3 separate regions of the Homo sapiens genome follow, and all the other regions are linked to region 1. A link is a loop called in an ENCODE intact Hi-C map of the cell type or tissue named here. Cell type or tissue: endothelial cell of umbilical vein. All regions are shown on one strand. Each heading gives the region's core, and the rest is flanking DNA. Links, peaks and the distances in the headings are about the cores only.

Region 1 (8,289 bases), core at 2,016-7,015:
TCTTTAAACATCATGAAAAATACTGTTAAACTAAGAGGATACATTTAGGATTAAAGTAGAAGTAAACCAGGTGATCCTTGAAAGACTGATATAGCTATCAGTATATGACAAATTTAGAAGTTCCTGTGAACTGGTGAGCAACTTGAGTGCAGCAAATGTCTGCCTTGTTTTATCTTTATTCCCCTTCTGTAGAGCATGTATGACACGCGGAAGTTAAATATTGTTAACTAACTGAAGCACAAGCTAGCAGCCAATTAGACATTTTTAGTTTCTATATTAAGTTTCTCAATTTATGACCTTTGAGGTTCTGCTTGATTTCATTCCTAGAAATAGCTGAGGAAGAAAGATGATAAAACTTCCTAAAGTTAATTAAAACTATTTTACATGATTATAATCCCTTATCCATAATTTCAGAATCCATTGATAAGGTGGCAGCAAATAGAGCAGATTGTATTTAGTTTTTATTTCACTTAATAGGAATATTTGTGTTCCCTTGCAGAAATCTTAATATTCCTGATTACAGACATCACTTGGGTATTTCACATTTCATAATATATACACCAGATAACTTTTCTAAGACATGAATACTTATTAATAAGAATTTCGCAACACATCTGCATCTAGGATAAGGGATTGTAGGTTTATATTTTATTTATGATATGCCTGTTCTCTGCAAACGCAGCTCACCAACTGTATATAAATGTATACGTTTAATCCCAAAGTGATTTATATCTCCACTTATTTACTAAGCAAACATTTATTAGATACCTTCTATGTACTACTATGCACTGTACTACACTTTAGGAGTATGAATAAGATAAATCTCTGTGTTAGGAAAGATAGTCATGTAAATTACTGATGTATATGGAGTTAAGATGTGGACTTCCATTAATTTTGTGGGGGTTGGGTGGTTATTTTTTTTGAGACAGCATCTCACTCTCACCCAGGCTGGAATGCAGTGGCACAGTCAAAGCTCATTGCAGCCTCAACCTCCCAGCCTCAAGCGATCCTCCTACTTCAGCTTGCTGAGTAGCTGGAACCACAGGCACACACCGCCACACCTTGGCTAATCTTTTTGTTTTTTTTGTAGAGTTGGGGTTTCCCTATGCTGCCTAGGCTCATCTCAGTCACTCCTAGACTCGAGTAGTCTCCTGCCTAGGCCTCCCAAAGTGCTGGGGTGACAGGTGCACACCACCATACCTGGCCTGCAGACTTCATTCTGTAAGGGAACAAAAGTCCTCTTTTCCACAATTCAAATAACCAAAAGTTTGATTAATCTTGAAGCATTGTATATAGTGCATCTATAAATTCTTCAGTGAAGGTCCAAATGAATTTATTTCATCTTAGAAGTTTAGTTCATTATAATTCCAGGAAGGCAAAATTGAAATTGCCATACCTTTGGCTCCTTGCAAATTTAATAGGCTTTCGTAACATTCCCAGAGACTAGACATTGGGCCTTTTTTTTTTTTTTTTCCTTTAGGGAAATGCTTTCCAAACGTTTTTAACTTACAGCTGATTTACAGGCAAATTTTTGGGATATGTGGAAATGAGCTTTACATTTATTGCTGATTTCAAAAGGGAAAGCCCCTGTGCTGTTGTCATAGTCTGGATAATGCCTCAGATTATTAATCATAGGATTATTACCGTTATTTCTGGATTTTCTTCTCTTTCTTGCAGATTTAGAGCTTTATTTTTCATCTGCTACTTTAGGTATTCTTATTGCCTGTGGATTTTATTAAAACACCACAATATTATAAGTTCAAATTCAAAATTGAGGTTAAGAGTTGCTAACTTCACAGAGATAATGAGTCTAGTCAGCCAACTCTTAGCACCAAACCTATGACCCTTATGCTTAAGAAATCAAAAGGAAATGAAGAGTAAAAATAAAGGAAGATGACAAAAATGGGAGGAATTTTAGGTAGGAGAGGGAAAGGAAAAAACTAGTTATTTTGAATTACTGGTAGCCAGAAATGGATTAGTTGTCAGGAGATTTCCTGATTTTCAGATCCAAAATTTATTCCCACAGTAGATGATGATGATGTAATATCAAACAGTTACCAAACTTTATAATAAAATTTAAATAAATCTGGATAAAGACAGCAACAAGAGTTCTTAAAGCATTGCTTTCTATTTTTCTAACTATTACCCCCAAGAGAAAAATAAGTTTTTTGCATTTGTGTTTGAAAAACTATTTAACATTTTGAGAATCTGTTCATTTCGCCTTTTATCAATCATAGGTCAAGTTCAGGTATGTAAAACTTCAGAGTAACTGAAATTTTAATATAGAAATTATATTTTCATACTGTCAGTGGCTCTGAGAAAAACAGGTAATTTGGGTTTTATATCACATTGATAAGTAAGTTTAACACCTTTGATTTGGACTTGATGCAAATAAGATGCAATAGATTTATAAAGCATTAGGTGGTAGTCTTGTTGGTTTGAATGTCTGTTACTCCACAGAAGTGCAACTATAGATAAAATGGCTTTCATATTAAGGGAATAGAGAATCCTTACTAGTGCCAGATTCCAGTTTTGCTGCTTCCTAGCTTTATTACTTTGGGCAAGTTACAAGATCATGACTTGTTCATCCCTGTAACTCAGATTCCTCATCTGTAAAATAAGGTTAGCCTTATTGGGCTTCTATATTAAAAGATATAAATGTTATAAGTACTGGCTATTACTGTTGCTTTCATACTATTTTCCCTCTGAAAGGTTGTACCTGAATGTCACTAAACTTAAAGGAACAATAAACATCTTTTAATGTAAGTGGTAATAAATCCTTAAAATATAGGAGTTACAGATTATACATTCATAAATTTAAAAATTTTTTAATTGCCTTTGATGAGGATGGAGGAAAATAATTTATGATGTCATGTTTTCTCAATGTGCTGTATGTTTTCAATAGATTTTTTTTTCTTTTCTTTACTAGTTATTTATCAGAGAGTCTGATGCTGAAAGAGAACAGAACTTGCCTGTCACAGTTACTAGATATAATGAAAAGTAAGTAAAAGAGAACACTTTACAAAATGTTTCTTCCAATACAAAGCTCCTTTCTAAATAAATCTCTTGGTGTTTAACTAGAAATATAACAGATTTTTGTTTAGATTTCTTTTCATTGAATTACTGTATTATGGAAGCATGAAAGACACATTGGTCTAGAACAAATAGAAGGTATATAGAAGGAAGTAGTGTTCATTTATATAGAACTTATGCAAAGAGTGAAAATAGAGTCAGATTTAGAAAGGATTTAGAGATTGACAACAGGATCCTTTTAAAGAATAAAGAAACATACTAGGCACTGAAAAAGATGTAATGGGAAATAACTTAAGGATAATGTTTAAATTTGGAACTTCTATTTTGTAGATAAATTATTTTTTTAAGAGAAAGGTAGAAGGAGATTTGACACACTCAGAGAAGGCACTGTTAAGACAGCAGAGAAAGAATTAAAGATGCTTGCCTTGAAAATTGGAGTGATGTGGCTGCAAGCCAAAGGAAGCTGGCAGCCATCGGAAGCTGGAACAGGCAAGGAATGGATTCATCCCTGGAGCCTCCAGAGAGAGTATGGCCCTTCTAGCACCTTAATTTTGGCACAGTGAAACATTTCAGACTTTTGGGCTCCAGAACTATGAGAGAATACACTTCCGTTGTTTTAAGCCACCACTTTTGTGATAATTTTAATAGCAATGTCAGGAAACTAATACAGCCCTGCGTAATCAAGACTTATCCAGCCCAAAAAGTCATTAGTGCTGGTGTTGAGAAACCCTGTCATTAGTGCCGGTGTTGAGAGTTGAGTAGAATCTCTACTTTACTTATTGGCTGGATTAGCCAGCATTCTCCATTCTTGACCGTGGCACACTTGGTCATGGCTGCTAAGCTACTCTTTGGGGTTAAAAGTCGATCATGTTTGTTTCCAAACCTTCTTGTGTAAATTGTTCTTGTTAATTAAATGTGTATTGTAATTAAATATTAAACCAGTAGAATATAAGATTGAAATCTTGATTTTCGATGACAGTAAATGGGCATACATTTTATATATTTTGTGTTTTAAAATTTAAGATGCTTCAGGGCATCTATGTATCATTTCCTGATTCTCTGCTCGAAGTGATCCTGAGGGCTTCCTTTGAGAATGATGGCTGTGATTTATGAATTATAAACTGTAGGTCTTTAGTTATACCACTAGGGGGTACACTTTAAAAGCTAATTGTGATTTGACTGTAGCTGTTAGGATCATAGAATTTAGTAGGTAAAGGTCTTATTCCACTGTACTCATTTCATAGCTTAGTTTTATTACTGATTTCTTCTCAATACCTTTATTTTGCTCCACTTGTTTTAAAATGAAATAAAAACAGCTCTTCATAAAACACTCAGAAGTTTAATGCTACTAAGATATTTGTAATTTTTGGAACATAGATACTGTCCTAAGGGTGTTGAGTTACAAGTATTAATTCAGTTAAAAATACTGCTTTGTTTGCATTATGAAATAGGTCAGTAGTGTAGTCATTTGGATCACATGGCTGGCTAATAGTAATAATAAGCCCATTGGATCTCTCATCATTCCCCTAATCTTGAAATTTGTATTCTTTGGTTTATTATAGTTGAATAACAAGATCAGCTAGAGGATGTTTTTGCAATTATAAAGTTACTGATACAGTAGTTTGCTTTTAACCTAAAGTGGACATTTTTGTATAGGGTTTGCGTTTTGTTAAAGCAAAGGATTATTAACAAATTTTTACTGAGCATCCTCCCTTTATTGCATGTTGTGTAATAACAGTTTCCTTTGAAAACAGGAAGTATATGCTTGGCCCACTGTCTATGGAATAGAATACTACGAAGATGGTTGGTGATAGAGAACAAAACATGTTCACTAAATCATTTAGGGATTTTTTTTTTAAGTCTTAAAACTGAACAAGAAGTGACCCCAGTAGGATTTGCCAAAAATTAATGCTAGATTATAGTGTGCTTTATGCTGTATATGATATGGGCTAAACAGCAGAGAGCCATAATTACTTGAACTAAACATACAGTGCTTATTGGATTTTAATGTAGAATGAAATGCAGAATGATGCAAATCCTGAGAATAACCATGTCATTTGAAGAGTGTTGTTTCCTATGACAAAATGGAAAAGTAACCAGCTCCCTTACTATGAGAAGGAGGTTTGCTTATTCAGTTTAAATTCTTTTTTTGTATCCACATAGGCATGAGAAACTTAGTAAAGAAGTATGAACCACCCAGATCTGAAGAAGTTGCTGTTCTGAAACAGAAGTTGGAGCGATGTCATTCTGCTGAGCTTGCACTTAACGTAATCACGTAAGTTAATGTGACAGTGTTAATCAATAGACATAACTGTTATCCAGTCCAGCTGGTTCGTAAATCATTTTATTGGTGTTTGCTCATTAGAGGAAAGCTGACTGATCCATAAAATCAGATTTTCTTTATTGAATGGACATTTCTAATGAGATTAAGGTAATAGTTCGGCATTCACTGTGCAGTTCTGATCCTGCTGTGACTCATATGTTCTTTGGCTTGCAGGCCCTGTCCTGTTCTGTTACTTCTCATGGGATTTCAGGGGTCAGGGTCTTCCTAAGGAATCCTTTTACCTTTTCCTGTCCTTTTAATCTTTTGTCTCTTTGAAGTTGTGATATCTGGTCTGAGGAACAAATATGCTCTTCCAGACTTCTGTTAGCTAGAGTAGAGAAAGTTGGCATACTTCTTTTTTTTTTTTTTCTTTGAGATGGAGTCTCGCTCTATTGCCCAGACTGGAGTGCAGTGGCGCGATCTCAGCTCACTGCAAGCTCTGCCTTCCAGGTTCAGGTCATTCTCCTGCCTCAGCCTCCTGAGTAGCTGGGACTACAGGCGCCCTCCACCACGCCCAGCTAATTTTTTGTATTTTTAGTAGAGACGGGGTTTCATCGTGTTAGCCAGGATGGTCTCAATCTCCTGACCTCATGATCCGCCCACCTTGGCCTCCCGGCATACTTCTTTCAGTGACAAACTTTATAGTGACCACAAAGCCAATAGGAAAAGAGGCCATGTAATTTCTTCTTGTGGCTAGCCATAAGAACACCTTTAATGTCTCTTAATTGATTTGTAAGCTGAATGTGAAAATCACCATAAAATTGGCAATTTGTGCTTTGCAAATTGAAAGATCCACTGAAACTTTCTTTTTTAGGTGTTTAAGCAGTTGGGAATTTGGACAGGTACTAGGATTAATGAAACTGCCATTTTCTATTTCCTGTGGGATGCATTTTGTTACTTAAAGTTATACCTTATTTGTTAAAATTTAATGGGAGTTATCTGTGGCATCTTATATTTAAGATGTATTTGAGGTATTATTTCTGTAATTGGTGAATATGTGCTGCTGGATAACTATGAAAAGCCAGAACAGCAATTCCAAGGCCTTTATGTCAAATACACATGACTCAAATTCCTTACCTATACAGTTGTAGTTGGGGAATATCTACGGACTTAGGAAGTGTGCAGAATATGAGGTTGTTTTATTATAGTTATAGGTATAACGACAAAGCATGTTTTAGCATAGAACTTGAAATTGGTGGATTTCATTCACTCCTCGGTTTCAGTGGTAACAGGAATTTTTCAGAGTGGTTACAGAGAAGTAATGTTGACTTTAATGAATAAAAGTATTGCAGCACTGATTATGTCCTTTTTGCATTGATTTTGAAATGGGATTAGACCAGGGGTTGGCAAACTGTTACCTACCAGGCATATCCAGCCCATTAGCGTTTTTAGAACACAGTTTCTTGGAATGTAGCACACCTATTCGTTTATATATCACCTATGGCTATTTTCATGATACAGCAGAAAAGTTAGGTAGTTGCAACAGAAACTGGTTATAGGGCCTGCAAGGCCGAAAATATTTACTGTCTCTTTAAAGAAAAAGTTTATCCACCCCTGGATTAGACCACTGAACTACTAATCCTACCCTTTCTAGCTAAGTAACTGAATGGACCATAATCCAAAATTCTTAACTGCCATAGCTTACATTGTATTCCAGATTGCCATCTGCCTTGTACTGGGCCAAATTCTGAATATCTATGAGTACTTGAGGGGTGCTTCTCAAACTGCGAAGGACTTTTTTAAAAAAAAATCACTAGATGTATACTTTTGTAAAATTCAATAAAAAATGAATTACTAGAAAAGTGAAGACAAAAACATAAGCTCAAGTTTTATTAGATTCAGCAGTCATAAAATTATTATATCAAATTGCTATTAAAAATTTCTAGGGCCGGGCACAGTGGCTCATGCCTGTAATCTCAGCAGTTTGGGAGGCTAAGGCGGGCGGATCACCTGAGGTCGGGAGTTCGAGACCAGCCTGGCCAACATGGCGAAACCCCGTCTCTACTAAAAATACAATAATCAGCTGGACGTGGTGGTGGGTGCCTGTAATCCCAGCTACTTGTAAGACTGAGGCAGGGAGAACTGCTTGAACCCTGGAGGGGTCACAGTGAGCCAAGATCACGCCATTGCACTCCAGCCTGGGCAACAGAGCAAGACTCTGTCTCAAAAAAAAAAACAAAAAAAAAATTATGAAACACAATTCCTGTACTTAACTCACTGCAAACTGGAAACTGTTCATGGACCAGCTCTGGTACTTGCTACCATGAGTAGTGCTACTTTAGGACTAAATATTTGTTTTCCTTGATCTTCAAAATTATTTTACCTTTAGTTTTCATGACACAAAAACTGTTTTGTCATTGTCAGTCAATACAAGTGAAACCAAAGTTCCCTTTGATCAAAACCCAAATCTGTCATGACCTCAGAAGTTACTTAGCAGTTGTTTACCTTTGCCAGCCTTTTCTCTGCACGTATATCCATATATTTATGAAATAAGCAGCGTTTTTTTCTTCTTTGCATTTTTCATACATATTGTACAATGGGTGATTATCAATGCTTAGCTTTTGCTAGTCTGGGTGAAAAAGTATCACATTGGTATTTTAATTTGCATTTTCTTGATTATGGGACATTGAACTTTCCATACTTAACAGTCACTTATATTTCATCTGTATTGCTTATTTATCCCCTTTGCCCAATTTTCTGGCTTTTTTGTTTGTTTGTTTGTTTTTGAGATGGAGTCTTGCTGTGTCACCCAGGCTTGAGTGCAGTGGCGTGATCTCACTGCAACCTCTGCCTCCCGGGTTCAAGCAGTTCTCCTGCCTCAGCCTTCCAAGTAGCTGGGACGACAGGTGCATGCCAACATGCCCAGCTAATTTTTTTTTGTATTTTTAGTAGAGACGGGATTTTACCGTGTTAGCCAAGGATGGTCTCAAGCT
Region 2 (8,289 bases), core at 1,191-6,190, 430 kb after region 1:
AGTAGTCTTAAATTTACTGAAAAAATAAGTATTTTATAAGACATTTTAACAGTTACAATGTGTAAATTACTGTATTAATGTTCCTAGAAACATGCAAACATAAATAAATAATGATTTTTTTCTCCTCAAATTTCTTACAGCCTAATGAGGAAAAAGACACACGTGAACATGTAACTATAATTTCATTTTAATCTAAGATTTCTAAGTAAAAAGATAACCAATAAGAATAGAATTTTATGTCAAGTTTTACATTTTAAAGGTCAGAATGATAAAACACTTTATTTTGAAATGTAAACAGCTTCAAATTATCAAAATAAATCTTTCTATGAAGTTGTAGAAGGGTATGGTGAGCTGCTATTTCTAAGAATTATTGGTTTTTTTTTGTAATTCTATTAAATTTATAGAGTTGAGTTTTGTGAAGTCTTCTTTTTTTGAAAGTTTGTTTATCTGGGTGGCAGAACATGCTAGCATTGTGGCTAATTTACAGCCTCCTGCAGCTTTTAATTTTAAATCTGTTTGATACACTGGTTTTGTAGAATAGTTTATAGATTTGGTTATATAAACAGTCATTTTTACTCTTTCTTTCCATTTTAAAATTACCATGTGGAAATTCCTTCAAGTTTAAGAAATAGATTATTGTGCACTAAAACTTAGAGTTGGATTTAAATTGGCCTTTTTTTCAATAAAGTAAACCAATCCCTTCGCATGGTGTGTTATTATTACCTTCACTGTGGTTATGCTTCCTGGCCAAAGAGACACAGAGATTATTTTGAGAACATATCCCCCAAATATACAAAAATACCACACTTAAAATTTCTAATCAAATACACCAACATTATGGATCTCAGAAAACACCTATGTCCAGCAAGAATTCTCTCTAGTCTCATTGCCCACTCACTTGGCCACAAGAGCAAGGACTCTGCAGTGGTAGGAAAGATGGAGTTTCTGGACTGAGAACTGGATGCCAGCAGGAGAGGTGAGATGGTCATTGGCATATTGGGGAATGTAGGGCTGGTTGATCGGGGCACATGAGAAAGTTCCTATCCTCTCTCCTGACCTCCTTTAGTGTTTCTCTTCCTCTACTCCATTGAAGACTCAAGAACTCTGTTTCTGGAGCAAATTAAAACTCCTTCCCTTCTCTCAGTACCACAGAAGACACAATGGTGTCAAAATGAGAACAGGAAGAAAATGAAGAAGAAGCATTAGAATTGTGAACATTGGTACAGTTTCATTTTGAGAAATCTCGTAATAAAAGGTATTCTTGAGAGTCAATGAAAACTAAATAGAGCCAGGCTCTGGCATTTGCTTACACTTTCACGCCTGTTGTTCTCTTGCACAATTTTAGTCACATGACTAAAATTCTTTCTTTCTTTCTTCTCTGAGGACATCTAGAGTCTGCATTTGAGATTCCAATAATAAGGTAAAATTTATTTGCTGTACATGGATCCAATCAAATCTCTGCACTCCTTCTTTTATTCTTATCCCTCTCACAAGGACATACCTGAAATACGTTTCATAGTCCATGGCCGACTGTCAGAAGAGTGGTTGAGCATGGTTTTGAAGCAACAAATCTGCCCCCTACTGATAGTAGGCAACCTTTCATAAATCTCAGTGTCCTTATCAGTAAACAGAGATGATGATAGTGCACTGCCTCCTAAAGTCACTGTGAAAATAAAGTATGGATTGGGCACGGTGGCTCACGCCTGTAATCCTAGCACTTTGGGAGGCCGAGGTGGGTGGATCACTTGAGGTCAGGAGTTTGAGACCAGCTTAATCAACATGGTGAAACCACATCTCTACTAAATACAAAAAATTAGCTGAGCATGGTGGCGCATGCCTGTAATCTCAGCTACTTGGGAGGCTGAGGCAGGAGAATAGCTTGAACCTGGGAGGTAGAGGTTGCAGTGAGCCAAGATTGCTCCATTGCACTCCAGCGTGGGCAACAAGAGTGAAAACTCCGTCTCTAAATAAATAAATAAAATAAAGTGTGGCAAGGTATGAGAAGAGCTGAGCACAGAGCCCAGCATAAGAGAAGCGCTTAATACATACATTACTATATTGTTTTTACTAAGTCCCCTTCTTTTCTTTTTTCCATGTTTTTCCTTTCATCTTCCCCTTTCTTCACCACTATTGATGTTGTAATCACCACAGCTTTGTCGGTGGCAGTGCAAGGCACTGAAGTGAGAAGCTGTATATGGAATACATGAGGCGGCTGGGTCTGTGACCATTACCTCCATTCACTGAGATCAGACTGCCTTGTGTATCTAAATAAACAGCCATTGGAAAAGGATTGGTAAGATACACTTGCCACCATATTTTTCCATTATAAGCTTTTGATCAACTTCCATTCCAAGTGGACAATTTACCAGAGTGGTTTGTAGTTATGAAGATGAGAGAATTCTTCAACTCATTTTCTTATATGAAACTCTCTGACTATGGGTTGAATTTGTTTAAGGGAACTTACCTGAGCTTGACAACTAATCACATGTACATTTTTATTTTAAATATTTCATTAAGTGCCTTACATGATGGAGTCTCCTATTTTAAGGTGCTTTAGAGTAGCTGTCTCTTTTGAGAAAGGAAAAGAAATATTTAAAATTAAAATTTTAAAATTTACATGAACTGATGAGTTATAACTCAGAATTAAATGCTAATTTGGATAGAGCAAGAAGAATTAAGTACATTTATAATTTTATTGTATAATTAATTCATCCTTTCTAATAAAATCAGCACAATATAGGAAGAGGTTAGAAAAATACAAAAAAGACCTATTATTAACAACAAATCTGGTGTGCATTTTGCATATTTTTTTCTGGCCTTTGCACATATATTTTTAAAAAATATGACTGTGGCCGGGTGAGGTGGCTCATGCTTGTAATCCCAGCACTTTAGGAGGCCAAGGCAGGAGAATTGCTTGAGTCTGGGAGATCAAGGCTACAATAAGCCATGATCAAATCACTGCATGCACACCAGCCTAGTGACACTGAGACCGTATCTCAAAAAAAAAAAAAAAAAAAAAAGATTGTATTGATGTTTTTTTAAAAATTTTGCTCTTTTCATTTAATACCAATTTTTGCTTAAACACAATATTCTTAATGATTGCTTAACATTCCATTGCATGAATGTACAATAATTTATCCACTTCTGCTAGTAGAGGCATTTATCTCCTTGTCAGTTGGACATTTACTTTGTTTCCAGTCTTACAGTGTTATAAATAAGTGATATTGAATATCCTTATACCTAAATATTTATCTTTATTTGGGGGAGTGCTTTAATGGAAAGAATAATGATGCCAATGGTTTCAAATGGAACTTTTATAGTATTCTTTAATTTTAATTTTTGAATTCAGCAGAAAAGCATGAGTTTTGAAATAAAGCTGAGAAGGATCTGCTTAAAAAGAGGTGGCTGGTAAAATAGCTGTAACTTCAGCATAACTTTGACAAAAATTGAACCAAAGATTTAGCTGAGGAGGAAAAAGAAAGGAAAGATATGGTATAGAAAGGACAATATTATAATTTGAAATAAGGAAAGACAAAGAATCAGGTTGTCTGTAAGATTCTAAATAGGATTTCAAAAGTAATAATGCTACAGACTTTTATAAAAAGAAAAGATGAGAAATTTTGTTTATGTATTATGTTTTAAGAAATTATTTGACATTCAGTTACATATATTTGCATGAGTGATACTGAATTTTAGAATGGATTAAGAAGAAAACTAAATTAAAACCCATCATTATATAGATGGTAGTAGAAATAGTGAGACTGACAAAGACTGATTCATTTAACACACATCCATACAGCATTCATTATACAGAAAATGATGTGCTAGGTGTTCAAAGGAGTAGGAAAATGAAACTTCAGGGGCAAATGATGAGGTGGTGGGTAAATAGAAATAGCTGCACCAGAAAAACGAGTTTATTTAAACTATATTTGAACATATTTTAGTTTTAGTCATGGCTATAAAGTAAAACATGTAAGAATGGGAAATCAAATATTGCCAGCCATCTCTTGTAATAATTAAGAAAGGAGAATAACCATGAGGTGGTGCTATTCAACAAGAAATCAGAAATCACAGCTTAAGAATTTTGATGTTTATTTTGGCTTACTAATTCTCTAGAAAGGCACACTGAAATTGTTAAATCTTCAGGAAACAAACACTGGGAATTTAAAGGGACAAATTACTAACTGCTCCATCTAACTCATTTCCTTAGGCCATTTAAATTTTTGGAAATATTGCAAATAAACGAATCTGTGGTTTTCTGGAATTGGAACAAGAGCAAAGCTCAAAGATACTCAGACAGAATACTTCCTGCCTTGGATAAGCGCCTGCCGTGGGGCCATGGGCAGGTTGAAAGGCAGCCCACGAGGAACAAGAGAACAAAGGCCCTTCTATTTTCATGAGTTTACATTTGTCAGTTTCTCCAGTGGGTGAGACACCTCCATGTGTTTGGCAGAGAGTGGTTTTGGACTGAACCATATGGAATCTTTCCTGAGACAGGCATTGGTTGATTTACATTAATATAAAAGCAAGTGATTTTAAAAAAATATAAAATGGGGCAGTGACACTGAAAAAAAGAATAGTTTCACTTTAGTAACTGACAATACTTTTTTTTTTTTTAAAAAAGAGCCATTTTGAAATAAGCACCAAATGTGCTGTGTATTTTCGTAAACTGTAGCTTATAAATTAGATTAACTATGTATTTCATAAGACTTATATAAGGCTGAATATGGTCTAAACTAGTATTTAAATTATACCCTTCCCCTCCTAGACAATTCTTATGGTTTCATAAATATTACATATGGCCTCTAGAATTAAACCAACTTGGTTTACATTTGAAAATGGGGGTTAGGGAGAGAAGGCCCCATAATAAAGTTTTTCAACTCAGTAAAAAAGTTTACAATGTCAGTTGGAATTTTCAAAACATTTGGGAAATACCCAACAGGAAGATAGAAGCCAAGAAAATCACTTGGAAATAAAGAAAGACATATAGAGGTAAAAATAAGTCAAATTAAGAAAAATGGAAGTGCTTTAGGCTTGCTGAATGTTTGGGTGAAGAGTTCTGTGAAGTTTAGTGGCTCTTTTGAATTTAAGAGGGATGTTCCTATTTTGGTATAATGGGAAAACATAGTTTCCTCAGTAGCTGGCACATCTATCTCCCCTCAACCCGTAAACCGTCAAACCTGTCTTGACTGCTCCGAACTGCTGGGTTTGTCTCGTGCGGATGGAATCTCAATCTTTCTTACCTACACCTCAGAAAGGAAGCACTTACAAGGTGAGGCTAAATCTGAAAAGTAGACAAGGGGATCAAGAGAGAGGAAAAATAAAAAATAGGGAGTTAGGATCAAAGGAAGATTTTGCCCCTCTCTGGTCCCTGATCAGGGAACAGAAAGCAGAACTTCCCAGAGACAGAGCATTTTCTTGATTCTGGCACTTTTTCAAGCCGTAAGCTCTATCGTGCTCTTTCCTTCACTGCTAACTGCCAGTGATGTACCATTTTCCCTTTACAGTTTTTTTTTTCTTCCAGCTTTTGTACTCTGGTTTCCCAATTCAATATGCTGCAATAAGGTCATCAGATTTTTCCAAATTATCCAGTCAAGTGGTAATTTTTTTCAGTCATCTTATTTGTTATCTGGTTCAATCATTCATTGAAATTTGACTTCCTTTGAGTTCTATGAGAAGCTCTCTCCTGTCTCTCTTCCTGACTACCTGAATATTCTCTGTTTCCTCCTCAACTCTTGCTACTTGAATGTCGACTTTTCTGGATTTCAATTTCAGCCTTTTCCCCCTCCAGTTCTACCTACTTTTACAGGATGAGCTACTTATCCTGGGCTCATCTTCTAATTCTTCGTTGATAAATCTGAAATCCATGCCTCAAATCACAAGTCTTTCCCAGAGTTGCAGATATCAATATCTAATTTCCTAGATGTTTTATGAACATCTTCATAAAAATATCTGCAGGCACTTCAAACTCAGAAAGTCCCATACTGATATCTGGCCTTTCCTGCCGAATCTTCCATCTCTTTTTGATTTTATTAATAAAGAGAGCTTTACAACTTCCCTAGCTAGAAACCTTGGATTCATCCATGAGTCTTCTCTCTCTTATATCCTCCAACTCATATCCATCAGAAGTCTTTGGAATTACATGTTTAAATATATTATACATTTGTGCCTTATTTATCTTTGTCCATATTTTATTTTATTGCTTTCCTGAACCATTGCAATAGCTTCATAACTTGATTCTTTTCTAGTCCCCATTTGGTCCTTCATACAAACTAGTACCAGACCTAACCTTCCAGAAGACAAATCAGATCACAAGTCACACTTGCATTCTTATAAACATTCTATGGTTTCCCATGATCCATTGATTAAAATCCAAATTTTCTCACATCACACTTAAGATTATTCATAGTCGGGCCTTAACATACCTTGTGTCTTATGTCTCCTCCCATACATGTAAGCCACCCCAAATGACTCTTCATCATGCAAATTCTAATATCTCTGCCTCAAAGATCTCTTTCCCCGTTTTCCACATTATGTTGATCAAGACTCAGATCAAATATCAATTCCTCCATGACACATATTTTTCTAGTGCCTAATAAGAATTCTGTGTTTGTTATTTTTCTAAAACTGTAAGCCTGAGACTTATAAAGGATTTTAAGTAATTAATTAAATCACTCATTTATTTTGTATCAACATTTATGAGTAATTAATTTGTGTCAGCTACCAAGGTGGGCCATAGGAAGAAAAAAGTGGAGACTCAATCTCTGCCCTTGAAGAACTTACAGTGTATTAGGTAATGAAGAATAATAAATGCATTTTTATGATGCAATTGTCCACCTCAACACAATTTGTCCACTCTTTTACCTCCATGAATGACTGAAACATTATTTCCTTTTTGGTGACAAAGGTCAATTGTGTGCACACAGAACAGATCTCTTCTCTTAGGCCTCAAGTACATGTCTAAGACTCAGCCAACTCCTAGTATGTTTCTTCTTCTTTTTTTTTTTTTTTTCTTTTTTACAGCATAAGCAGGGCTTGCAGGACTAAATTTGTTTTCCTCTCTCCTCTAAAACTGCCATACCATCATTTGGTTTACTTGGGCTTGACTTTTTTAATTTTTTTTTAAATAAAGATTTTTGTGGGTACATAGTAGGTGCATATATTTATGGGTTACATGAGATGTTTTAATATAGGCATGCAATGTGAAGTAAGCACATTATGGGGAATGGGGTATCTGTCCCCTCAACATTTATCCTTTGAGTTATAAACAATCCAATTACACTTTTAAGTTATTTTAACATGCAAAATTAAGTTATTATTGACTATAGTCACCCTATTGTGCTATCAAATAGTAGGTCTTAATCATTCTTTTTTTTTTTTTTTGTACCCTTGCCTTGTTTCTTGTAAACACAAGGAAGCAGGTGCTTTCATTAGGTGAGTTTTACTATTATATGATCACAACTGGGAAACAGACAATGGAGAATAAAAATAATACTCAGGGACTATACCAAGTTTAACAGGATCTTCCAAAATTAGTGTTTGGCATACTGTTGACAAAGTAACTGGGTGTCCCATTGGTTTTCTGCTTTGTGCTTTTATTCCAAAAAGTAAACTCACCACACTTCCTCTTTCTTTCTAATTCTCACTAAAGGGCTTGCTTACCCCATTCTCACTGGAGGTCTCTTTCCGAGAAAGGAGGCTGGGAAGATCTACCAGAATAGCATAAAGAGAGCTAAGTTAATCATCAACTTAGGTGCCCCTTCAAATTAAGGAGGTGATTCACACCTCTGTCTGTCTTTAGACACAAAGATATCTGAGTCTCTGTGTCCCCTGCCTCACACAAGATGGTTCTTCTTTTGTCTCTACCTTACAGAAACTTATTCTAGTGGTTCAGTTTACACTTTTTCTACCCTAACTTTCTCTCGTATTCTCCCTGGGAACTAACAGTAACCACCTTCCCTCCCCTCTTCCCTTCTTTCATCCTTTTTTTTTTTTTAAAAAAACTGCTTTATTGAAGTATAATTGATGCACAGAAACGGCACACCAAACTTGCTGAAGATGGACATATAGAAACACTTATGAAACAATCACCACAACCAAGGTAACAGACATATCCATCGCCTCCAAAAGTTTCCATGTGCCTCATTTTTGTTCTTATTGTAACAATGGGATCTACCTTCTTAATTTTTATTTTTTTCCTGAGACAGAGTCTCACTCTGTTGCCAGGCTGGAGTGCAGTGGTGCGATCTCAGCTCACTGCAACCTCCGACTCCCTGGTTCAAGCGATTC
Region 3 (8,289 bases), core at 1,191-6,190, 350 kb after region 1:
TGGCTAGGACTTCCAGTATATGCTAAGAGTGATAAGAGTAGGCATCATTGTCTACTCCCATTTCTTAGGGGAAAAGCTTTTAGCTTTTTGTCATTGAATAATATGTTGCTGTACCAGATGTGGTTGCATTGCTTGAGCAAATTAACACATCTCCTGTTACCTGGTATGCAGCCATTGACTTGCAAATGCCTTCTTCTCCATTCCTGTCCATAAGGCCCACCAGAAGCAATTTGCCTTCAGCTGGCAAGGCCAGCAATATACTTTTACTATCCTACCTCAGGGGTATATCAACTCTCTGGCTTTGTGTCATAATCTTATTTGGAGAGATGTTGATGGCTTTTTGCTTCCTCAAGATATCACACTGGTCCATTAGATTGATGGCATTATGCTGATTGGATTCAGTGAGCAAGAAGTAGCAAACACACTAGACTTATTGGTGAGACATTTGGCTGCCAGAGGATGAGAAATAAATCCAACTAAAATACAGGGATTTACCTCAGTAAAATGTCTAGGGGTCCAGTGGTGTGGGGCCTGTCAAAATATTCCTTCTAAGGTGAAGGATAAGTTGCTGCATTTGGCCCCTCCTAAAACTAAGAAAGAGGCACAATGTCTAGTGGGTCTATTTGGATTTTGGAGGCAACACATGCCTCATCTGCGTGTGTTACTCCGGCCCATTTATCAAGTGACCCAAAAGGCTGCCAGTTTTGAGTGGGGTCCGGAACAGGAGAAGGCTCTGCAACAGGTCCATGCTGCTGTGCAAGCTGCTCTGCTACTTGGGGCATATGACCCAGCAGACCCAATGGTGCTTGAGGTGTCAGTGGCAGATAGGGATGCTGTTTGGAGCCTTTGGCAGGCCTCCATCGGTGAATTACAGGGGAGGCCTCTAAAATTTTGGAGCAAGGCCCTGCCATCTTCTGCAGATAACTACTCTCCTTTTGACACACAGCTATTGGTCTGTTACTGGGCTTTGGTGGAAACCGAATGTTTGACTATGGATCATCAAGTCACCATGCAACCTGAACTACCTATCATGAACTGGGTGCTTTCTGACCTATCTAGCCATAAAGTGGGTCATGCACAGCAGCATTCCATCATCAAATGAAAGTATACTTGATCGGGCTTGAGAAGGTCCTGAAGGCACAAATAAGTTACATGAAGAAGTGGCTCAAATGCCCATGGTCTCCACTCCTGCCACCCTGCCTCCTCTCCCCTAGCCTGCACCAGTGGCTTCATGGGGAGTTCCCTATGATTAGTTGACAGAGGAAGAGAAGACTAAGGCCTGGTTCACAGATGATTCTGCATGATATGCAGGCACTACCTGAAAGTAGACCACTGCATTACAACCCTTTTCTAGGACATCCCTGAAGGACAGCAGTGAAGGGAAATCTTCCCAGTGGGCAGAATTTCGAGCAGTGCACCTGGTTGTGTACTTTGCCTGGAAGGAGAAATGTCCAGATGTGCGATTATATACTGATTCATTGGCTGTAGCCAGTGGTTTGGCTGTATGGTCAGGGACTTGGAAGAAGTATGATTGGAAAATTGGTGACAAAGAAATTTGGGGAAGAGGTAAGTGGATGGACCTTTCTGAGTGATTGAAAACTGAAGATATTTGTATCTCATGTGAGTGCTCACCAATGGGTGACCTTGGCGGAGGAGGATTTCAATAATCAAGTGGATAGGATGACCTGTTCTGTGGACATCACTCAGCCTCTTTCCCCAGCCACCTCTCTTATTCCCCAGTGGACCCATGAACTATGTGGTCATGGTGGCAAGGATGGAGGTTACACATGGGCTCAGCAACATGGACTTCCACTCACCAAGGCTGACCTGGCTACCGCCACTGCTGAGTGCCCAATTTGCCAGCAGCGGATACCAACACTGAACCCTCGATATGGCGCCATTCCTCAGAGTGATCAGCCAGCTACCTGGTGGCAGGTTGATTATATTGGATCTCTTCCATCATAGCAAGGGCAGAGGTTTGTCCTCACTGGAACAGACACTTACTCTGGATATGGGTTTGCCTATCCTGCATGCAATGTTTCTGCCAAGACTCCATCCATGGATTCATGGAATGCATTATCTGTTGTGGGAAGTCAGGGACCCTGAATAGAGGGACTGGGTGAAGCCACAGCAGAAGAACATAAATTGTGAAGATTTCATGGACATTTATTAATTCCCTAAATTAATACTTTTATAATTTCTTATGCCTGTCTTTACTGCAGTCTCTGAACATAAATTGTGAAGATTTCATGGACATTTCTGACTTCTCAATCAATACTCTTATAATTTCCTATGCCTGTCTTTACTTTAATCTCTTAATCCCATCATCTTTGTAAAGTAAGGATGTATGTCACCTCAGGACCCTGTGATGATTATGTTATCTGTATAAGTTGTTTGTAAAACATGCGTGTTTGAACAATATGAAATCTGGGCATCCTAAAAGAACAGGATAACAGTGATTTTCAGGGAACAAGGGAAATAACCATAAAGTCTGACTGCCTGCGGGGCGGGGCGGGGCAGAACAGAGTCATATTTCTCTTCTTGCAAAAGCGAATAAGAGAAATATCACTGAATTCTTTTTCTCAGCAAGGAACAGCCCTGGGAAAAGAATGCACTCCCACTGACAGGCCCCTAAAATGGCCGCTCTGGGAGTGTCTGTCTTATGCAGTTGTAGATAAGGGATGAAATGTACCCTGGTCTCCTACAGCACCCCCAGGCTTGTTAGGATTGGGAAATTCCAGCCTGGCGAAATTCTAGTCAGACTGGTTCTCTGCTCTTGAACCCTGTTTCCTGTTAAGATGTTTATCAATGACAATGCATGCACAGTGGGACAGGGTACCTTATCAGTAATTCTAATTTTGCCCTGGCCTTCTGACCTTGCCCTGCCCATTTGCCTTGTGATATTTTGTTGCCCTTGAAGCATGTGATTTCTGTGACCCACACCCTATTCGTACACCCCTCCCCTTTTGAAATCCATAATAAAAACTTGCTGGTTTTGTGGCTCAGGGGGCATCACAGAATCTGCCGACATGTGACATCTCCCCCGGACACTCAGCTTTAAAATTTCTCTCTTTTGTACTCTTTCCCTTTATTTCTCAGACCAGCTGACACTTAGGGAAAATAGAAAAGAACCTATGTTGAAATATTGGGGGCTGGTTCCCCCGATACTTATCCACTATCATGGTATTCCACACAGCATTGCCTCTGACCAAGACACTCACTTTACAGCTAAAGAAGTGCAGCAGTGGGCTCATGCTCATGGAATTCACTGGTTTTACCATGTTCCTCATCATCCTGAAACAGCTAGATTGACAGAACAGTGGAATGGCCTTTTGAAGTCACAATTACAGTGCCAACAGTGTACAGTGACATTACTTTGCAGGGCTGGGGCAAAGTTCTCCAGAAGGCCGTGTATGCTCTGAATTAGTGTCCAGTATATGGTACTGTTTCTCCCATAGACAGGATTCATGGGTCCAGGAATCAAGGGCTGCAAGTGGAAGTGGCACCACTCACCATCACCCCTAGTGTTCCAATAGCAAAATTTTTGTTTCATGTTCCTGTGACATTACATTCTGCTGGCCTATAGGTCTTAGTTCCAGATGGAGGAATAGTGCCACCAGGAGACAAAACAATGATTCCATTAAACTGGTAGTTAAAGATTGCCACCTGGACACTTTGGGATCCTCCTACCTTTAAGTCAACAGGCTAAAAAGGGAGTTACACTGTTGGCTGGGGTGACTGACCCAGATCATCAAGATGAAATCAGTCTACTGCTCCAAAACAGAGGTAAGGAAGAGTATACATGGAATACAGGAGATCCATTAGGGCATCTCTTAGTATTACCATGCCCTGTGTTTAAGGTCAACGGGAAACTACAATAACTCAATCCAGGAAGGACTACAAATGGTCCAGACCCCTCAGGAATGAAGGTTTGGGTCACTATACCAGGAAAAAAATATGACCTGCTGAGGTGCTTGCTGAAGGCAAAGGGAATGCAGAATGGGTAGTAGAAGAAGATAGTTATCAATACCTGCTAGAACCACATGACCAGCTGCAGAAATGAGGACTGTAACTGTCATGAGTATTTCCTCCTTTTGTTAAAATCATGTTTGTAGATGTATACAGCTGTACTAAGAAAATATCTTCATTTTATTTCCTTTGACTTCATCATGTGACATAAGATTTATTGATTTCATTTCAGAATTGAAGTATTGTTAACTTTACATAATAGTATTTGAGTTGGGGGATTGGTGTGTTTCCGGTTGTACTAAAGATAGTTGTATTATGTTAGGCCTAATTATGACCTTATTATTTTCTTTATTTAAAGATTATGTATGATTTCAGGAGATGTGTATGAGATGTGTATGAGTGTCAACTTGATTGGATTGAAGGATGCAAAGTATTGATCCTGGGTGTGTCTGTGAGGGTGTTGTCAAAGGAGATTAACATTTGAGTCAGTGGGCTGGGGAAGGCAGACCCACCCTTAATCTTGTGGGCACAATGTAATCAGCTGCCAGTGAATATAAAGCAGGCAGAAAAATATGAAAAAGTGAGACTGGCCTAGCTTCCCAGCCTACATCTTTCTCCTGTGCTGGATGCTTCCTGCCCTTGAATACAGGAATCTAGGCACCCGGCTGACTTACTCTTTTAATATCTGCATGATATTCGGTTTTGTGGAAGCACAAGCCTTCTGCTGATGATATTCATAGTGGTTCTAAAGTATCGCCACCACAACTAATGGGCAGTAGGGCATTTTCAGAGTAATTATTTTAATTTTTAAGATATATGGTACTAAAATGGCTGTCATAAAAGGATAAAATTTATTTAAAAAATGATTTTCCTGTGGGACTGTTCTTCAGACACTTATTTCTCTCTGTTGATGAGCATGTTTGCTTAAATATTATTATAAGTCCTTCTGAAAACATAAATGCAAGATGCTTATTCTTTATTAACTATCATTTATGAAAGAATAATATTAGAAAACATTTCTAAGATTGAGTTCCTAAAAAAAGTTTTGTTGAGCATGGCTTAGTGTTTTGTAAATGCAACTATTTGGAATTCATATTTTTATTTTTCATGATTTATCCCACTATTTTTCTCACTTTAGAAATTATGTTAAGGCTACTATTAGAGAAGAAAAACCTGAAGAGAAGTTAGATTTTCAGGAATGAAAATGTGGAATGCTAAACAGTTTAGTAGCATTTAGTCTACATCTTTCAAATTTTAAATAGCTCTTCATATTTTATTTAACCACATGACATGTATTCAAGTTGGATGAATGTGCCAGATGCTAAATTTATACTTAACTGAAAAATTACCCAGTAGCAATTTAGAATTCAGCAGACTTCATCATATTAGTAACTTTTTATTATTTGTATGAATTAGCTCATGCTTCTCATCCTAAGTGTCATGGCTTCTCTACGATTGAGGCTCAGTCTGTAACTATTCTCTGTTTTCAATTGGTCATTTAATCAAAATTTAAGCTTTTATTCCTAATCTTTCATGGATTATTTTAGTGACTATAAATAATGCTATTTTATCTTTTCCTTTTTAAAATCATATCAATTTAAAGCACTTAGTCTTAAATTAAATTAAGGGAGACATATTTGGATTGATATAAATGGACTAGACATTTATACATGCAAATTGGCTAACTATACTTCTAACATTCATTTATTTCTGTATCTGGCCTAGAATGTGGAAAAAGATGTAGGAGTAATTATCTCAAATGTTTTAAAAAGTTGGATTATATTGGAACAGTGTCTGACAAACCTGGAGAAGACAATGCAATTGACATTGATTGACACAATCTCCACTTTGAAAATAACCAGCCAATCTGCTTAACAGAAATTACAAAGGAATACTGTTTAAATCCCATATTTTTTAAAGGACATCCAATTTTATTATTGTAAACTTTAAAAATAAATGTTCTTTTAGAAAATGGAAAACAAGCATAATAAAATATGGCAATTTCACCAGAGGAAAATTATAGTCACCAAATTTGGACATGTACTGGAACATTTTTCTGAACAAAATGAACTCTGTTAAACTTGACAAAGGTAGGGTGAGAGCACATAGACTTATTGAGGAAAGATACTAGCAAAATCGTTTGCAATATTAAAAAAACTGAATATATCAATAATAAATTTTAAAAATTTAGTCATTAAAAGGCTTATATATGGATTTCCATAAGCTTCAGACTTAATCCTCCACACACTTGAAAGTAATAATACTAAACTTCTTAGCAATAGTTTTATCTTCTGCTCCTTGCTTCTAATACTTGTTTAAAAAATTGATTTTTCAACATACTTCTGCTATTTTTAATCATCCAACAATTATAAATATTTATTATGTGCTAATTCCCAAATGCTGTATACTTGCAGCACTCAAGCTAGATTTACTTTTTGCTGTGGGGCAGTAAATGAAAAATTTCAATTCAATATTAATTGAAGTGCAACAAAATACTTGTTGATTTTTTTTTAATTTAAAAGGTGTGACTGTTCTGTCCTTCTACTAACCTCTTACTAATCAGTCTCTACCCTGATAAAAATCACATACTCTTTTTGAATTGCAGTTGCATCATGTAAAAATTTTGGAACACTAATAATCAAATGGTAGGCAGAACTGATGTTGAAAAGCATTCTTTCTTTACAAACACATTGAATTACAGAAAACGAATTACCATTTTATAGCTGTATAAAATCACATAGCTGAGTTTCAAAACAAGAAAGTCAAATCTCTAGGAGCTGGAAATAAAGTGGAAACAAGCAATGGCAAGTGGGAATTGAAACTGTGTGGCCCATTATGGTAAATGCTTTAGAGGCTAGGACTTTGATGGCAACACAAAAACAGGATTTAAAGTTACAGACCATGTACTAGAGGGGCTATTCCTCAGCTCGTTGCACAAAACCAGGAGCTGCAAACATACATCCCATTGGAAACACTCGTCCTTTTTATTCCACGGAAGGGCATAAATTATGGTCACTCGTCCTGCACCATGCATGAAAATACTACTATCAAGAAGCCTTTGACTTTTATGATACTTTTGGAACCCCTCAGTGAAAAAACTAGGTAAAATATGCTCTGTAGCTATGAATACTGTATCTCTTAACAGAGCCAACAATAAAATTGTCCCAAAGAAAATGCAGTATCTCTACAGAAGACCAATTACCATGGGGACGTGCTCTTTCACTCATGAATGAGAAACTACTGTGGGTCTTCCTCTCTTGACAAAACAACTAGAAAACAGGAAAAATAGCTGAAAAACCTATTTTCAGAAATTGTTTAACAGGAATCACAGGACTAGGATTCCTAATAGAAGGGAAGCATATAAAATGAAATCTATAGTTGCCCTTAGCTTTCTGCCTAGAATTTCTAGACTGCAGTGAAGGGAGGAGAAATACAAACAAAGCCGTATAGTCTTAATGGGTTGAAAAAACCAAGACCAGAGATCAAGAAGGTGAGGTGGCTAGAATTTGCTGCTAAGATTTCCAGAGAACAAGTTGCTATGCACAAAAAGTGCTCCAGAAATCTATATAATAAGGTCCTTGAATCTTTGGCTGAATACAAATCAGTGAACATAAAGGTAGAACTTTATTAAGTCAGGTAAAGAAAAACTACCTGGGAGAGAAAAATTAGTGGAGAACCAGAAGCTGAATAACTCACAGAACTTACACAGGGCTAGGAATTATCTGAGTTCCTACTAGCCAAAGTGGAGCGATATCACTGAATATGTAATGCAGTCAATAGAAATCCCAGAAAGGTCATGCCTTAGTAGTGGGGGCTAAGTTACCTCAGTGTAAAGGTAATTCTAGACCCACTCTAAAAAAGCTTTAGAATACGCCTGAAAAATATGCTGATCTGCAAGTAATTTAAATGCCTGCCAGAACAAAGTCCAACATTACTTAAATGAAATTCAGCACTTACCAACATAAAATTAATGTCTGACATTCAAAGAAGAATTACTAGACATTTGAAGAAAGCTGGAAAATATGATCCTTAACCAGAAGAAAAATCTGTCACTAAAAACAGACACAGAAATGAGAATGATCATGGAATTAGCAGGCAAGGCTTTAAAACTATTTTATACATGAACACACATAGAATATGAATATAAAAGTATTAAATATTCTCGATGATGTAAAGAAAAATGTAAACATAATGACAGAACCAAATAGAACTTCTAGAGATGAAACTTTTATAGGATGGAACGATCTGCAGGTTAGACATTGAAGAAGCAAAGATTAAAGATTTTGAAGACAAAATAATATAAATATTAAAAGTGAAACA

Evidence for each region. Peaks named below come from ENCODE experiments on the same cell type or tissue, not always from the same donor. Only the 100,000 strongest peaks of a DNase experiment are listed, where the experiment ranks them.
Region 2: it touches region 1 in a loop (3-fold over the local background); 10 of 110 quality-filtered maps call a loop at or near these places.
Region 3: a loop joins it to region 1, with 14 times the contacts of the local background. A loop is called at or near these places in 4 of 110 quality-filtered maps.

What each region holds. Positions count from the first base shown.
Region 1 is chr5:87,396,413-87,404,701 of GRCh38, reverse strand. CCNH (cyclin H) reads left to right here. Exons shown (of 9, transcript NM_001239.4): 6 at 2,930-3,000; 7 at 5,197-5,308. Among named protein-coding and RNA genes, the nearest start is that of CCNH, 12 kb to the left of the region's middle. In endothelial cell of umbilical vein, for the core only: a CTCF peak has its summit at 4,182 (motif pointing right); a DNase peak (open chromatin) is centred at 4,191; H3K27ac peaks cover 559 bases.
Region 2 is chr5:86,964,431-86,972,719 of GRCh38, reverse strand. No RefSeq gene overlaps it. Among named protein-coding and RNA genes, the nearest start is that of MIR4280, 150 kb to the left of the region's middle. In endothelial cell of umbilical vein, for the core only: a CTCF peak has its summit at 4,026; a DNase peak (open chromatin) is centred at 4,229.
Region 3 is chr5:87,043,622-87,051,910 of GRCh38, reverse strand. MIR4280HG (MIR4280 host gene) reads left to right here. Exons shown (of 2, transcript NR_186582.1): 2 at 947-3,005. LOC645261 (PP565) reads left to right here. Exons shown (of 3, transcript NR_188227.1): 3 at 947-3,005. Among named protein-coding and RNA genes, the nearest start is that of MIR4280, 67 kb to the left of the region's middle. In endothelial cell of umbilical vein, for the core only: no CTCF peak of the experiment used is centred there; no DNase peak of the experiment used is centred there.